2 separate regions of the Homo sapiens genome follow, and region 2 is linked to region 1. The links are chromatin loops, found by intact Hi-C in ENCODE. Cell type or tissue: Caco-2. All regions are shown on one strand.

What was found. A loop is a pair of places that touch in the nucleus more often than their neighbours do. Peaks named below come from ENCODE experiments on the same cell type or tissue, not always from the same donor. Only the 100,000 strongest peaks of a DNase experiment are listed, where the experiment ranks them.
Region 2: it touches region 1 in a loop (2.8-fold over the local background); 2 of 110 quality-filtered maps call a loop at or near these places.

Annotation. Positions count from the first base shown.
Region 1 is chr22:46,795,125-46,803,124 of GRCh38, forward strand. It overlaps TBC1D22A (TBC1 domain family member 22A), which reads left to right. Exons shown (of 13, transcript NM_014346.5): 4 at 2,320-2,496. Among named protein-coding and RNA genes, the nearest start is that of TBC1D22A, 36 kb to the left of the region's middle. RefSeq lists an enhancer at 3,193-3,693. In Caco-2, CTCF peaks have their summits at 2,555 (motif pointing left) and 3,663 (motif pointing right); DNase peaks (open chromatin) are centred at 2,477 and 3,677.
Region 2 is chr22:46,989,800-46,997,799 of GRCh38, forward strand. It overlaps TBC1D22A (TBC1 domain family member 22A), which reads left to right. Exons shown (of 13, transcript NM_014346.5): 10 at 7,835-7,910. Among named protein-coding and RNA genes, the nearest start is that of TBC1D22A-AS1, 78 kb to the left of the region's middle. RefSeq lists an enhancer at 3,461-4,289. In Caco-2, no CTCF peak of the experiment used is centred here; DNase peaks (open chromatin) are centred at 4,162 and 6,976.

The DNA.
Region 1 (8,000 bases):
TAACTGGAAATCTGGTGATGGCCTTTGCGGGAGGCTTGGAAACCTGGTGACTGACTGAAGCATGCACTGACCGCCTTCTGCAGGCCCAGTCCTGGGCAGCGCCCTTCAGCCTGTGGCAGTCGGAGTTGGCAGGATCCCTGGCTTCATCTGCTCATGGGTGGTGCTGACATTGAAGCTCTGTGAGCCTCTCAGCACCGTGCCCCCTACCCCCAAGATGCAGGGCACTGTCAGGCTGAGAGTGGCCAGGACCGCAGGACCACACGGTGTGTGGCTGGGGGATCTGACAAGAGGCAGGCTCAGGCTGTGACCAGCTGGGGTCGGGGAGCTATGAGATGTCACCCTGGGATGTCACCCTGGGATGGCCTCATCCTGGAAGAGCCAAGCAAAGGATGCTGCAGGCAGCTTGCGCTGGGAGAAGGGGGCCCATGACCTCATTGCCTTGTGCTCCCACTTGCCTGCCTTGGAGTTGGCCACCTTTCCTGTGTTTGCTTTCTGGGCAAGCTTTTTTTGAGTACTTCAGTATAGTGACAATGATACCATATATTGATCATTTACTGTGTGGCAGGTACAGTATCAAGTCCCTGTGATACTAAACTCATTAAGCTTTGCAGCAGCACTAGGACATGGACTTATGGGCTCTGCTCAGGAGTGAGCGGCCCCTTACGTGTCCTGATGAAACCACATCAGTCATTTCTGAAGATCACAGGGAAGTCCAGCTGAGCACCTTTAATTCTGGGACTCAGTGCACAGCTGCTCTTCCTGCTGAATATTCACTCTGAGGAACTGTAAGTGCTGCTGAAGCAGGAGCCTCTGAAGGAGGGAGAGGGGGCACTGTCACCCATGGTCCTCCCCTCTGCTCAGGTGCTGGTTCTCAGCCCTGTCTGCAGTAAGGCCGGCAGCGGAAACTCTGGAGCCAGACGCCCCGGGCTGGAGCCCCAGCCCACTGCTTGGTGTGCGGCTGCTACAAAATAGGAATCACTGCAAGGGCACTGAGGCTGGTGGGAGGAGATCCTCCTGGGGGTTGGGGGGAGTCAGGGAGAGTGGGCAGCGGGGATGGGGGAGGAGACAGGGCGGTACTCTGAAGTCTATGTCCCCACTTTAGCAGACTTTTCTGGAAATTTAACTGGGCCACATTCTGCCCAGAGGCCATAGGTTGCCTGGCTCCTGGATAGCCTGAGGGTTTCTGTGTGAATTATTTTCCCCCACTCCCAGGTTATAAGGGAAATGGGGGTGCTCTGTGGGAAGGAGGGCGCGGGGGAGTGCGGCTCCTACCTCCTTGCTCAGCGGCTGCTGGAGTGGATGTCGGCCCGTCAGCTGCAGCGTTTGCTTCGGCTCCATTTCCTGGAGTTTATTTTTCACTCTACTTTAATTTTCAGTTTTTGAAAAATGAGATAGCTAGACAGGATTTAGACCCAGGAGTTTGGAGCCTTTCCCAGCCTCTTGCTTGTTGGTCTCGGATGGCAGTGTTGAGTGATCTGAGGGCCTTAGGGTCTTCCCTTGGGCTGACCCGGTCCCGGGTTGCTGGGTGGAACGTGCTGTCTCACCACCTGCTTGGATCCCCCTGGGCCTGTCCGTCTTGGGGGTCAGTGGGGCCATGGTGGGCAGCAGCAGAGGGCGGGAGGGAGGGCGGGCAGCTTGTACTCTAGTGCCACTGCGGTCACTGCCTGTGGTGGGGTCTGGGAAGGTGCCATCCCTCACCTGTCTGGCTTCCTTTGTTTCCTTGGGATGAGGGTCCCTGTGGGACCTTCCTCCCAGGGCACTGGTGAGACCCAGGAGGGCCAGGCAGGTGGCGGGGTTGGGCACGCTCTTGAGATGGCAGGTGAGAGCCCTCGCAGCGCCCTGGTTCCTGCTGTGTCCCCACTGTTGCCTTCTGTCCTCAGCACCTCTGCAGGCTTTCTCCTTTCCCTCATGGTAACTCACGGGCTTGCCCTCCGCACTCAGGCCTGGCTGACCCGAGGGCACCGTCCTACACAGACCCTCTGGGTCATGTCACCTGGGCAGGCCCTGATCTGCCACCCCAGGCACTGGTGGGAGCCTGACCTCCACACAGCCCGAGGGGCCCTGGAGTTTTCTGGCTGTCATTGTGTTGCTTTTATGCAAGGTGGTCCATTTTGTTGGTGAATAATACTCTGCCAGTGAAGCGAGTGAATTTCAAAGGTGTCAGTTCCATGTTATTGCTCAAGAAACCAAGGTCCCCACTGCTGAGTGATGGGAAGAAGGGACCCATCAGCATTCACAAAGGGACAGTGGCACAGCAAGGAGGAACGTGTAGTCGGGAGGAGCGCCCTCACCCTCACCCCCATTCTCTCACCCCTGCAGAAAGTGCCAGCGATGCCGCCCCTCTGCAGAGGTCCCAGTCTCTCCCACACTCGGCCACCGTCACGCTGGGTGGCACATCTGACCCCAGCACTCTCAGCAGCTCAGCGCTGAGCGAAAGAGAGGCCTCCCGGCTCGACAAGTTCAAGCAGCTGCTTGCCGGCCCCAACACGGACCTTGGTAAGCACCCTGCCCTCTGGAGGACACACACAGACATTTCTTGCTGTTTCTGAAATAGATCACATCTTAAAGGATTCTATGTATGCTTATGTAATGCACACGCGTCCGTGTGTAATTTGCCTTGCAGGAAGGTGATGTTTTCATGTAATATTTTCAAGTCAGTCACTAAGGTAGTAGCAATTTGTGCTTTAGACAAGTTTTGTTAATGTTTTTCCCATGCAATTTGAAAATGTATTTTGCGTTCCTTTTTGTTTTCTTTTTTTAAAATTTGAGACAAGGTCTTACTCTGTTGCCTGGCTGGAGTGCAGTGGTGTGATCATAGCTCACTGCAACCTGGAATTCCTGGGCTCAAGCAATCCTCCTGCCTCAGCTTCCTGAGTATGTGGGACTACAGGATTGTGCCACCATGCTCACCAGATTTTTTAAACAATTTTTTCTACAGATACGGGTCTGCCTGTGTTGCCCAGGCTGGTCTTGAACTCCTAGGCTTAAGAGATCCTCCTGCCTCAGCCTCACAAAGCACTGGGCTTAAGGCGTGATCCACCACGCCTGGCCCATTCTGTTTTCCTGTTGTCCCATTTGCACTCTTTATTATTGCTGCCCTTGGTGAGCCCTTCGAGGCTGGCCAGGTGGACATCCTTGTTCTTGACAGTATTCTGAAGACAGTGGCTCATGGGGGCACAGCGCTGGTGACCATCAACTCAATCTGCTGGTTTTGTACTTTCCTACCATGGGGCTTGCAGTCATCAGAGGGTGACAGGCTGTGAGCCCTGCAAGGGGGCAGGGGTGAGGCTGGGGCAGAGGGGCAGGCCCACAGGGCAGAGCACAGTCACCAGTGTGACTCTTCCTGCGCGAGTTGCTTCCAGGCACACGCAGTGCCCATGTGGACTGCCGTGGCCAGGCTCTGTGGAACGCACTTGCTTTCAGTTCCTCTGGTGGAATTCCTGCTGAATCCACGTCCTTCCTTTCCCTATCTCATCTTTGTGGAGTGCCACTCTGGCTAGGTGTTTGCTAGACGCTGGAGCTCTCGGGAGGACCGGAATGTGGCCTTGGTCATGAGATTGCTTCATTGAGGGGACAAACCTGTATCACACAGTTATGACTGGTGTCACTGTGGCACTCTAAGAGCCAGAGGTGCAACGCCTGGCTTGGCCAGGAGGTGGCGAGTGGCGCACGCGGATGGGCCGCCAGGAGCCACGCAGGAGCCATGCAGGGGCCATATAGGAGCTTGCAGCAGCCGGGCCTTCACGCTCAAGCCCAGGGCAGGGAGAGGGTTTCCGGGCAGAAGCAGCGGTTCAAAGGGCATGGCTGAAGCTGTGTTCTCGAGGCGGGGGAGGGCTCTTGGAAGGTCTCCTGGCTAGAAGGACACAGCTCTGAGTAGAGTTCTCAGAGTGGGTGGTTGTTTCTTCCTTATGTTTGTTTTTTTTTGAAACAGCAACACTTGCATGTGTTATAACATGACACAGCACAGCAGGGTGTATGTGAAAATGAGGCCTGTCCCAGCCCCCACCTTCCCTTCCTTTCCACAGCTCGAGGTGTCTCCTTCCAGCGATGGCCCATGCATCTGTTGTTTTAAACGTTTCGTGTTGATGCAATTCAAACTTGCAGAACAGTTGGCATGAATAGTGCCAACAACTCCCATATGCTCTGTACCCAGAATCACCAATTGTTTACGTTTGCCCATTACCATTCTGCATGTGTGTGCCTGTTTTTGTGTGTATATATACATTTTTTTCCTGAACCATTTGAGAGTCAGTTGGAGATATATCCCTTTACCTCTGAAACCTTCGCTGCATATTTCCTAAGCACAAAGACATTCCCTCAGTATCATCACAGCACAGGGGTCACAATCAGGAAATTTAACGTTGACACAGTACTATTTTAACACTTGTATTATTTTCATCCACAGTCCATAGTCACATTCTGCCAGTTGTCCCAGTAATGTCCTTTCCCTCTTTTTTCTTAGTCCAGACTCCAGTGGGGACCATGCGTTCCATTTGGATGTCACGCCTCTGTCTTCTCCACTAACCTGGCGCAGCAGCTTTGCCGGTCTCTGCATTTCCATCTTGACACTTTAGCAGAGCACGGGCCAGTGATTTTGTGGGATGTCCCTTGGTTTGTGCTTGTCTGATGTTTGCCCACAATGAGATTCTGATTGATAATTTTTGGCAGGAACATCACTGAAGGGATTCGTGTTCTCCTTGGTCATCACAGCGGGGGCACGTGGTGCTGGTGGGTCCTCACGTTGAAGATGTGGACTCCGATCACTTGGTTGAGGTGGCGTCTGCCAGCTCTTTCCACTGAAGAGCTCCCCTTTTTCCTTTGGTGATGAAGTGCTCTGTAGAGAGATGCTCTGGGGTCTGTGCATTTCTACAGTGTATTTCTTTGTCCCCTTGCACGGCAAGGCAGTTGTGCACCTCACTTTTTAAGGGAATGATACATTTTCCCATGGCGTACGTGGAGAACCGCCTTAGTCTTTAGAGTGCCCTGTAACATGCCATCCTATGGATTTCCCCCGACTTGACTGCACCAGCCCCTGCGGTTGGGCAGCGGGTTATTCCTAACTTGCTATTATTACAAACAACTTGAGAACGTTTCTTCAGGCGCCTGAACCTCCTTCTGTGATGGTGACACAGAGCATCCCTAGCCATGGGTGAGGCGAGAAGGCAGTGTGGGGGATGGGTCTGTGAGTTCGCCTAGAGCACCAGGTGTGGAGGTGTCACCCACCAAGACAGGAGATAAAGGTAGATCGTGCTTACGGGAGTCTAGTCTTGTAGTTGACGTACCCATCTTGGCCACTTCCTCTTCTAGCATGCCAGTGCCCCTTCTCTGCTGGCTCTCCTGCCTCCAGGGTGGTGTGGAGATTCAGAACCACGTTGCACCTGGGAGAGTGGGTCCTGGAGCCGGGCTGCCTGTGTGGAGAGCTGGCTCCACTGGTTACTCGCCACGTGACCTTGAGCCAGCTTGGTGATGATCCTGCTCTCAGAGTTCTTGTTTGCGTGATAGACATGATGAAAGCGGTGCTCATTTTGCAGTTTAAATGAGATAGTACATATGACATGCTTAACAGAGTGCCTAGCACATACTAAACACTCAAAAATGTTAGTTATTTTTATGGTTGTTGTTACGTTCATTTGAACTGGCCTTTTTATCTTCTCACTTGATTTTTGTGCTATTGACGTATATGGTCACTTTTGTGGTCATTGACGAGTCAAGGACTTACAGATGTTTTCCTGGTTGTGTCCTGTGGTTTCCAGCAGTAGGCAGGTGGAGGAGAGACAGCTGGTGAAAGCAAGATTTGCCTGATGGGAACCCTGTGCTGGGTCAGGCTCTGAGTACCCACCTGGAGCATTCTGGAGGACTTTGTAATTGAACCAACTTTTGGAAATTAAAATCACACTTAAAAGTAAAGCTTTCAAGACTTGTAGGAAGATGGGAGTATGTAGGGCTAGATTTTAGCACGTAAAAATCAAGTATTTTGTTAGGTTGAGGGGACTGTGGGTTTTTTTCTTTCTTTATAATTCTATGTAAATATCAAATCTAAAACCAAAAAGCTAAATGCAGAGCTTTCAAAGTTAAACGATGACTGCATTTGTATTTAGTAGCAAGAGAAAACATCGCCAGTAAATTGCCTGTTTTTATAAGGCAGTTAAGATAGCTTTGGAAGACAGTGGAATGTACTTTCTTCACATTACATGAAAGACGTAAGTGGCAAATATTTGCCAATGTTGGAGAAGCAAATCACTGATGTGAGAAGTGCCTACAGAAATGAGTCTACCTGCTGAATATCATTCTGTCCAGCGGAGTGCTGTTTTTCTTTGTTTAGCTTACGCTCTGTTATGAGCCTGGGGATGAAAGTAGCAAATAGAACTTAATAGCTCATTTTACTCTTAGCATTGGCTCAATATTTACTCACACAAAGACTGCCTGCTTTGAAGCCCCGGAAAATGACACTCAAGTTGGTCACATGTATCTGGTGAATGGTAGTGCGATTTGGTAACATGTAGAACACGCAGTTTCCTGAGGACCGTCTAGGGCCTGCCTCGCAGCAGTGGGGCCTCGGAGGGCAAACTGTGTGTGGAGCTCAGCTCTGGCCCTCAAGGCTTTCGAACGGTAGGACAGAAGGCACGACGACCCGTCCGTCAAGGAGTGGGGCCAGGCCACGGCTGTGTTCCACTTCCCCTGAGGGGTGACCATCCAGTCTAGGCTTTATGAGAGCGTGCTGATAGATGGAGGTCAGCGGGAGAGGGTGTTTTGGGGGTTGGGAGGGCATGAACAGAAGTTTGGAGCCGTACACCTTGGCAGCACTAATACGAGTAGATGCCCCCTTGGTGTCCGTGGCTCTAGGGCAGCCGTGAAGGGGCCTGGGCCCTTGGTGACAGGAGGAAGCAGGTGCGGCCTTGGAGTAGGCCCTCAGTGTGATGGCTGGCCGTGTCCTTACTCATGAAGTGGCTCAACCTACCTGTTTCGTCAGCTGTAGAGGGAGCATGAGACCTGCCCTGCAGGGTCCTCGTGAAGGTCAGTGGGAATTTATGTAGAGTCACTCATCCAGGCTCTGTTGAGCACCTGCTGTGGTTGTAGGCACTGGGGAGGAATCGGCGGCGAGGCTTGCGAGGGCCCTGCCCTCAAGGAGCTGACATTCTCGTGTGAGGAGACAGAGGGAGCTCGCTCAGTACCCCCGCAACCATCAGAAGGCAGGAAGCATATAGGGAGAGTCAAGGCATGTGGAGGGTAGAGGCTGGAGCTGCTCTGCAGTTGGCTGTTTCTGGGGCGAGATCTGCACGGAGTCAGGTATTTGAAGAGGGGGCATGAGCATTCTAGGGACAGGCCCAGAGGTGCAAAGGTCCTGCGGGCAATAGAGCTTCATGTGCTTGAGGGGTTTCTGAGGCTCTGGCCTGGTGGCTGAGTGGGGTGTGGGGAGAGGCCTGCAAGGCAGGCAGGGACCAGGTCCCCAGGGCTGAGAAGTCCAGGAGAAGGAGCTCTGCTTTTACTTCGAGCACAGCATGAAGCCTCTGGGAGGTTTTGAACCGGGGGAGTAAAGCGCGGTGCAGAGCATCAGAAAGCGGTTGCTATTCTGTGGAAGGAAGAGCCGATGACTGCTTCTGAGCAGAGTGTTGCCAGTGGCCATGGACGACGTGGAGTCCTTGGGCAGCTCATGGGAGGGGCTGGAGGAGGGTCAGAGTAGGGTGGGAGACTAGGGGGCAAGAGTGGAGGCCGTGGGCTGGGGATGTGGGTGGGGTGGGCTGCGTGAGTCGGGGGCTGATGAAATCTGGAGCTGGGTAGACTGGCGAGAAGGCAAGAGCCAGGACCCCCATAGCTTAGAGCCTGGGGTCTGCAGGGATGGGGAACAGCCGATAGACACAGAAATCAGAACACACTCCAGAGATGGCATTTCACTGGGGAGACAAAATCTCCTCCTCATGAAACAGAGAGCCAGGGAAAGCAGTGTGTTTAAATGCTCCCATGGTTACAGCCACTGGGGGCCTTCACTCTGTGCTGGGCAC
Region 2 (8,000 bases), 190 kb after region 1:
ATATATATTATTTTTTATTTTTTGACAGAGTCTCACTGTGTTGCCCGGGCTGGAGTGCAGTGATGCGATCTCAGCTCACTGCAACCTCTGTCTCCCAGGCTTAAGTGATTCTCCCACCGCAGTCTCCTGAGAAGCTGGAACTGTAGGTGCTTGCCACCACACCTGGATAATTTTTATATTTTTGGGTAGAGATGGGGTTTTGCCATGTTTTCCAGACTGGTCTTGAACTCCTGGGCTCAAGCGAGCTGCCCATGTTGGCCTCCCAAAGTGCTGGGATTACAGATGTGCGCCACCGCGCCCGGCCGCAAAATGTAAGTTTTATTTAAAATGAACTCTTATAGATAGTTTATTCTTGCAACTTGCTTTCTTAACTTTTTAGTGTATGTTTAGACCACATATATATTCATCTAATCTGTCCAACCTAATTATTTATACGGTTGGGGTTTAGGTTGCCATTTTCCTATTTACTTTCATCTTTTCTTATTTGTTCTTTTTTCCCTACCTTCTTTGGATGAATTGATTATTTTTTTCAATTAATGGAGTTTGGTTTTTTTAGAGCAGTTTTAGCTTTCCAGAAAAATTGAGCAGGAGGTTAGAGAGGCCCCATGTGCTCCTCAGCGTCCTCCTTCAGCCCCAGCCTCCCTGTGATTAGTATCTCACATCACTGACTTCAGTGTGGCATATGTGTTACAATTGAGGAGCCAATATCGATACATTATTGTCAACTAAAGTCCACAGTTTACACCAGTTGTAGGCCGTGGGTTTTGAAAGGTGTGCAGTGACATGAGTCCACCAAGAAAGTGTCGCACAGTGTCGTCCCCTGCCCTGAACACCCTCGTGCCCCGCCTGTTCATCCCCTTCCACCCAACCCCTGGGCTTTTTACTGTCTCCATAGTTTCACCTTTGCCAGAATGTGACTTAGTTGAAATCCTGCAGTTGGAACCTTTTCATCCCACTGCTCCTGCTGCGGTGGCTTCTCTCCCCGTTGGCTTGCTGGCTGTCTCCCTCCCGCGCCGGCGTTCGTGACGGCTCTGCTCCTCGCCGTGTGCGTCTGGAAGTGACCATGGATGGCCTCCTCCTGCTGGTGTGCCGCTTTACTCTGCTGGTTGGCCCGTGTCTGAAGACAAGGGACAGTCACGTTTCCAGTGGTTTACAGAGGCACTGGTTCCTCTGGCCTGGCTGGGTTGGGAGCCTTCAGCCTTAAACCACTGTTTGATGGCTGACACATCATGGAAGGTGCGGAATTAGGGGGAGGTTGGGTTTGCACTCTATATGGGCATTGTCTTAGGTTCTTTTAGACACAGTAACTCAGTACCGCCTGTGCCCTTGTGATGGAGCCCTTCCTCTCTCCATTTCACAGATGGGAACACAGAAGATCAGAGAAATGAACCTGGCAGGTAGGAAAGCAGGGGGTTTGGTTAAACAAGGCTGCATAGAATCTGACACGTTTGTGCTCTGAGGGTGCTTTCTGAGAACATGCTGCCGAGCCCCGTCCTTGGCCCTGCCCTTCCCTCCTCTTGGCAGAGACTGTAGTGAAGACGTCAAGGGGATCCGTTTAACCAGTGCCTCTCAGCTGGGAGGGATAGCGAATGTGATAGATGGCACAATCAAGATTCAGAATGGGTTCAGCTGCCTGCAGTGCCAGCCGGGAACCAATCAAATGAATGAGCTAATAGGAACAAATGGCAAGTCCTACGTTCAGGTGCATGAGCCGAGCAGTCAGCTCAGCAGAAGGCAGTGTGGACAGTTGGGGTTCACTTTGTCTTCCGTGGGAAGCGCGTGTAGTCACTTTGCCTGGATTACGGCAGTTGCCTCGTGAATGATACCCCTCCATCCTCATTTGGCTCATTCCATTGTTTCTACATCATCTTTCCGTGGTGCAAATCTCTTACCTGCAGTGGCCTCCATTTGCATTTCATTACCTGCGTTTGAGAGCATTGCCTGGGTCTCACCGCTGACTCCGACGTGGCCTTCCAGCCTCGGAACGGTCTCCTCTTGCCTCAGCCGCAGCTTGCTCGCTGCCCTCCAGCTGCCCTGGCCTCCATTTCATTTCTGGGATGTGACATGCTCCCTCGGGCCGCCGGGGCTCTGCTGCATGGTGCCTGAACCCTCTCTCTCATCTCTGCTCAGACCTCACACCCTCCAAGTGGTCTTCCAGGACCAGCCCTGGTTCTGTGCTATGATGGTGTGGCCACCCAGGTCCTCGTTAGCAGTCAATGTGCACTTGCCTGGCGAGTGATGAACATTGGCTCAGCTGTCAGACTGTCATCCCTGTGAACAGAAGGGTCCTGTCTGCCTGTCCACTTTTCTCCCTGTCTGTGTCAGGGGATCCCAAGACGACCCCACAGAGCCACACTCGTGGCTGTGATTCTTCACAGTGCAAGGATGCAGAGGAGACTCCATCAAGGGGTAAAGTCCAGAGGAAGCGGTATAAGCTTCCAAGCCCCCTCCTGGCGGAGTCACACAGGACACGCTGGATCCCTCCAGTGCGGGGCTGGGACGACCCGTCCGAAACGTTGCCTGCTGGGGAAGCACATTAGAGACTCAGCACCGAGGATGTTACTGGGGACTGGGCATGCGGACACTCTCTGCTTGGCATGTGCCCAAATGCAGCCTCCCAGGAGGAGAGCAGGTGCCCAGGGTGAACCACCCTGCACAGTGTAGGCCCGCCGAGTCATCCAGATCAGTCAGGGAATCGTGGGAACTCTCCTGAAACCCACATTCTAGGCACCGGCCGGGGACCGGCCTTGCAAGCAGGACTCTCCGGGGATAGCATTCCCAGGCCTGCGTGTTTGACTCCTTCGCACACATCGATACTCAGGACTTGATTTTCTGGCACGTAGGAGGCTTTCAGAGTTGAACAGATGAAAGAACTAGTATCTGATGTGGTTCTGCCTTCCGCTGGACTGATGCGTTAATGGCTTTAATGTATTAATGGCTGACAGTGGAGTGCAGCTGTGACAGGAGGCTTCCTAGCTCTGTCCTTGCGTGGTCAGAGCCCAGCTTCTGTGTTCAGGGCTGGTGGCCAGGGGCCCCCGAGAGGATGTGGAAGGGAGTCTTAAGAGTTGAAGGAAATGGAAGTCTCTCAGGCCATTGCTTGCAGAAAAGACTTCCCGAGGTGTTTCAGAGGCAGGTCAAGGCCTGGGCGTGGAAGGCACATTTGGTTTCAATGTGGGGAAGACACTATGTTACGGTGAAATTAGCCTGGAAAGAAGAGGCTGGACTTTGTGGGGAGGTGGATCCCTGGTCCAGGTGGAAGAGCACTTTGTCAGAGAGGCAGGAGGGAGTCTAACTTCTCCGTGAGCTGGCAGGTTTGACTCTGGGTACTTCCAGGTGAGCTGATAGGAATTTATATTTCGACTCTTCTCTAAAATGCTCCCTAAGAAAATTTTATTCTACTTTTCTTCCAAAAAGTGCAGAAAGTGTTATTTGTTATCGGGAAGAGTGTGATGTTGTAATGGCAACAGGTGTAAGGCAAGCTGAGCGTATTTTTAAAAATTTATATTCACAGACTTCACCTTCTGTGAAACATTTCACAACAGATCGTTGTCTTCAGCCCTTCCTCTCTTCCCTCTGATGCATATGTTTTATAAATTATATCCTTTTTTAAAGATACCAGATCTCAATTGGAAAGGACATGCATACTTACTTTTTATGAAGGGAATAATGTTAATATTATTACTAATGACATTTTTATAAGTGTAGAGGATTCTTGCTTAGTTCCTGTTTTGCTGCCCAGGTACGTGTTCACCAGCACAGGTGATCTGGGTGCCAGGTGTGGGAGGCGGGGTGCTGGGCTGGGGTGTCCCGAGGGCAAATCTGGTTTCTGGGCCTTAAGCAGACAGAGCCTGTGATCTACCCAGGGGCCTTGGTGCAGCCTGCGGGCAGCTGCTGGGAGGGCCTGGGCGGTCAGTGCCTCCCTGGGACAGGCTGCTGCGAGGGCCATGGGACATTCTTTTCTCCCTCCTTTCCTCAGCCACCTGGCTCTGGATTCCTTGGCCACGGTGTCTGCCTCCTTAGAGTGCCCTTGAAGGCTTCCTGGCCCCAGAGCGGGGCCTTCTGCAGGCTGGGCTCACCTCCCGAGCCAGGAGCCAGGAGGGCCCAGACCGACCCCCCTGTGTCTTAGCCTTGGCGCCTCGCCCTCGGGGGGTGGGGCCGGGCGTCCCTGCTACAGCCTTCTGAAGGCTGGCCTTCTCCGCCCCTAGCCTGAAGCCAGAATGCCGAGGCCATAGCTGTCAGTCTTTGCAGGTCTTTCAAAATGCAAACATTTTCTCTTTCAAAATGCAGACCTTTTCGTTATTGGCTCTCAGGTGTCATTCTTTTTTTTTAATTGTTTGGATTTCTGAGAATCCGTCTTCCCTACCTGGGTTTTGAACAAATTGAGAAATAAAACAAAACTGTGCCAGATGGAGGCAAAGAATAACTTTTATTTCTGCTAACTGAGAGCCTAAAATCCTGTCTTAGTGGGAGAGCCACCGAATGGCTGACTGATCCCAGGACCCATCAGGCTCACCCACCCCATCAGAGCCAGTGTTGAGGGCCGGGCCCTGCCCACCTGCTGTGGAGCCTCTTGAGAAGTGCAAGGGGCTGAACCCACCTTCGCCTCTCCCCGTTTTGGCCTCCATGGGGCGAGCATTTCTGCGGCTAGAGCAAGTCCAGGAGAGGCAGCAGCTGCGCTCCAAGCTGACTCCAGGTCTGTCTGTTATTCACATAACCATCAGGGACCTGGACAGCCAGGGACGTGGCCTCTCTTGGAGTGGAAGAGATCGCAGTCCCTCAGGACAGACCAATGGGGTGGTTAGAATGTGCTCCCCATGGCTCCGGAATTTGTCGGAATAGGACATTCATTAAATAATCTTAGGACCTCTGTGTACTGGAGGCTGCCACACCACTCTCAGGTTTACTTCTCACCCTTAATTCTGTGCAGCTATATTGTTCAACCGGGCTCATCAGAATTCCTCCACGAGGTTAAATTACATGATGTAAACTTGCAACACACAGTGTGCCCTAAATTTTAACATCAGTGTGCTCCTGTTATCCAATCTCTGGGGAGAAATTAAGTCTTAAAGGCTAACCATTGCAAGTTCAGGACCAAAGATGATGACAGTCAAAGGAATTCAAGTCTGGAGCCAAAATTTCTTACTCCTGTTAAATTTCAAATATACGAAAGCTCACAATTTGTCCTTAGCTGTTGCTGCGGCTCCCTCTCAGCCGGACAGGTGCCTGGGTCTCACTGACACCATCGCAGCTCCTTCAGGGCCTAAAAGTCCTGCCCATTAAACACCGTATTTTGGACAGCCAAATTCAGGAGGCCTCCAAGCTTCTCCCTGAATCAGCCCACGACATCTAGGAAACATATCATCCCCAGGCCCGGGAGCAGTCACTCCAGAGATCCTCTCCCCGGAGCCCATCCCTCCTGCTACACAAGGTCACCGGAGGGCCTTGGCGTCATTCTAAGTGAAGGTGGCAAACGGAGTTTTCGTGGTTCTGCCCTCAGAGATGTGACAGTTTGGAATCCAGAGCCTGTCACTTGAAATCCACCTGGGAGAAATCCCTCAGCAAGCCGGCAGGTCTGACTCGGCTCATTTTCCATTTCTAGGGAAAGAAAAATCCTTAGGGCCTCGTAGGCATTTTTTGTGTTCTGTGCCACAGTGGCTGCCATGCCTGCTCTTGTTAGGAGATGTCATGTGTGCTCTGCGTGTGTGCACGCACTTTGTGTGTGTGTGTGTGTGTGAGAGAGAAACGTAGAGAGTGCTGGCTGCGTGTGTTCACATTTGACTTTCCAGACTTGGGAATGCTGCTGGCCCGAAGGCAGTCGCTCAGCTCCACGTTTGTCTTACCTGGGGTCACCTCCTGGGTTCTGGAGCTGGGGGTTCTGTGAGTGCTGTTTCCACGTCACTGGGGCCTCCCGAGGGCTGACACCCTTGCTGTGTGCCCTGTCACCCTTCCTCCACCTGCGGATTCTGTGAACTCTGTGGCCGCGTCCCCTCACAGCACAGGGAGGCCTGCCTGGTTGACCACCTCGAGGAACCTCTCTGTACTGGAGGCTGCCACACCACTCTCTGGTTTACTTCTCACCCTTAATTCTGTGCTTGAACCGTTTTCCAGTCCTGAGCCTATGGAAAAGGAGTATCAGTATCAAGCCCAGATCAGTCTTTCGACTTCCCTCCTGGGCTCTGAATGCCGGGTGCCACGTGGACAGCTGCCCGTGTAGACCTGCCCCGCTGCCACGCAAAGCAGCACCTCCCTCCTGCCAGGTGGTGCCTGCAGACCCCTGCCCCCTCAGGCGCACAGGCAGCAGATCATCCCCCACTGTCGGAAAGGCTGCCCTGATGCTGCCTGCTACGAGCCAGCACCTGCCTGGTGGCCCGAGCCCACTTGGTGAGCTGCAGTTGCCTGTGCCCAGCACCTCCTGTTTGGACCAAGACTGCATTACCTGTGCCCTTACTGAGGCCAGTGGCCTGCCTGGCTTCCCCTAGCTGAGACTCATGGGGCCATCCCCAGTGTCACTCCCTGAGGGCAGAGCTGCCACAGGCAGTCATCTCCCAGTGCTGGCCGGGCCAGAGGCCCTGTGTGCTCACTAAAGAGTTGGAAGCGTAGGCCAGAACCCACAGGAGCCCCAGGCACAGTGCCCGTTGTTTCGCTGCCTCCCGATTCTCCTTTCTCCACGGGTGGTTCATGGATTAGCAACCTTAGTTCCACCTGCAACCCTGGTTCCCCTTGCCATGTAAGGCCACACATCCACAGGTTACAGGGAGTGGAACCTTGGCATCTTTGGGGCTGGTTATTATTCTGCCTTCCACATTCACTGCTGTTGGGTATAGATTTAAGTCTGTTAACCACGAGTCTGGTTGAAACCCTCCTTCTGAAAATGCCCCCGACCACCGGCTGAGGCCCAAAGGGCAGCCTCCATAGGGAATGCCCTTCCCTTGTTGATGGGAGCTGCCTCTTCATGTTCCTGCTGTGGGATGAGGCAGCACCCCCTAGTGTCATGTGTGTGCTCCCTTAGGTGGTGACAGCAGGAGTAATGGACCTGTCACTGCCCCGGTACCTGCTGTGTCTTGAAATCTCTTCCACATTCCACTTGTTTGTTTCCCTGAGTCCTAGAAGGCAGTGTTATTACTCTCATGTTATTGGTAATGAAACGGAAGCCCAGAGAGGTTATGTTACTTGCCAAGGTCACACAGCTCCTGAGTCCTAGAGCTGGGGCCCCATTCCTGGGCTGTTTGACTTGAAACTGCCCAGGCCCCCTTCCCTTTGATGCTATGCAGACCTTCCTATGTTAGTGTCTGAACTTCACCTGAGTTCACCCAACTATATCTCTGAGAGTAAAGTCACATGTCCACTGTTTTCACCCATGCAGTGACTGTGTCATTAGCATTTGGACTGTGGCCACGATGATGGTGCTGTCAGCACCGGGCACCTTTGCCGTTGGTTCCCGGCAGGGCTGAGTGCTTAGGGTCCAGGTGGCCAGCGAGGTGGTCAGTTCCCACAGACGGTTCTGGTCAATGAGCTATGCCCATGGATGCCTGTTTTTCAATTTAGATGTAAGTGTCTTACATTTACAAATAGAAATGTACCATTCAGTGTTCCCTGAGATGCACGTGCTTATCACCTGACATCGGGAAATACTGGCCTTTCCCTTCTCAAAATAGCAGTCAGCGGCGCTGTGCTGTGCAGGGTGCATCCACTTGTGTGTTTCTCGAGATAAAATCTCTGTTTGTGAATTCGTCCTATTATAAAGCTGTTCACTTTATCCCAGCTGCCTTTTTCCCTTTTGGAAAGTTTGTTTTATTTTATATGCATATGATTCACATTATTCTTTTTTCCTTAGGACAACTACACCTTTGCCCAACCTGGGATTCAAATGAAAGTGAAAATGTTAGAAGAACTCGTGAGCCGGATTGATGGTAAGCCAGCTTCCCGCGCAGCCCCTCTCTGTGGGCGGGGGGAGGTGGCCCTCAGCCCTCGGTGGGACAGGGAGCTGTCCTCATCCGCCG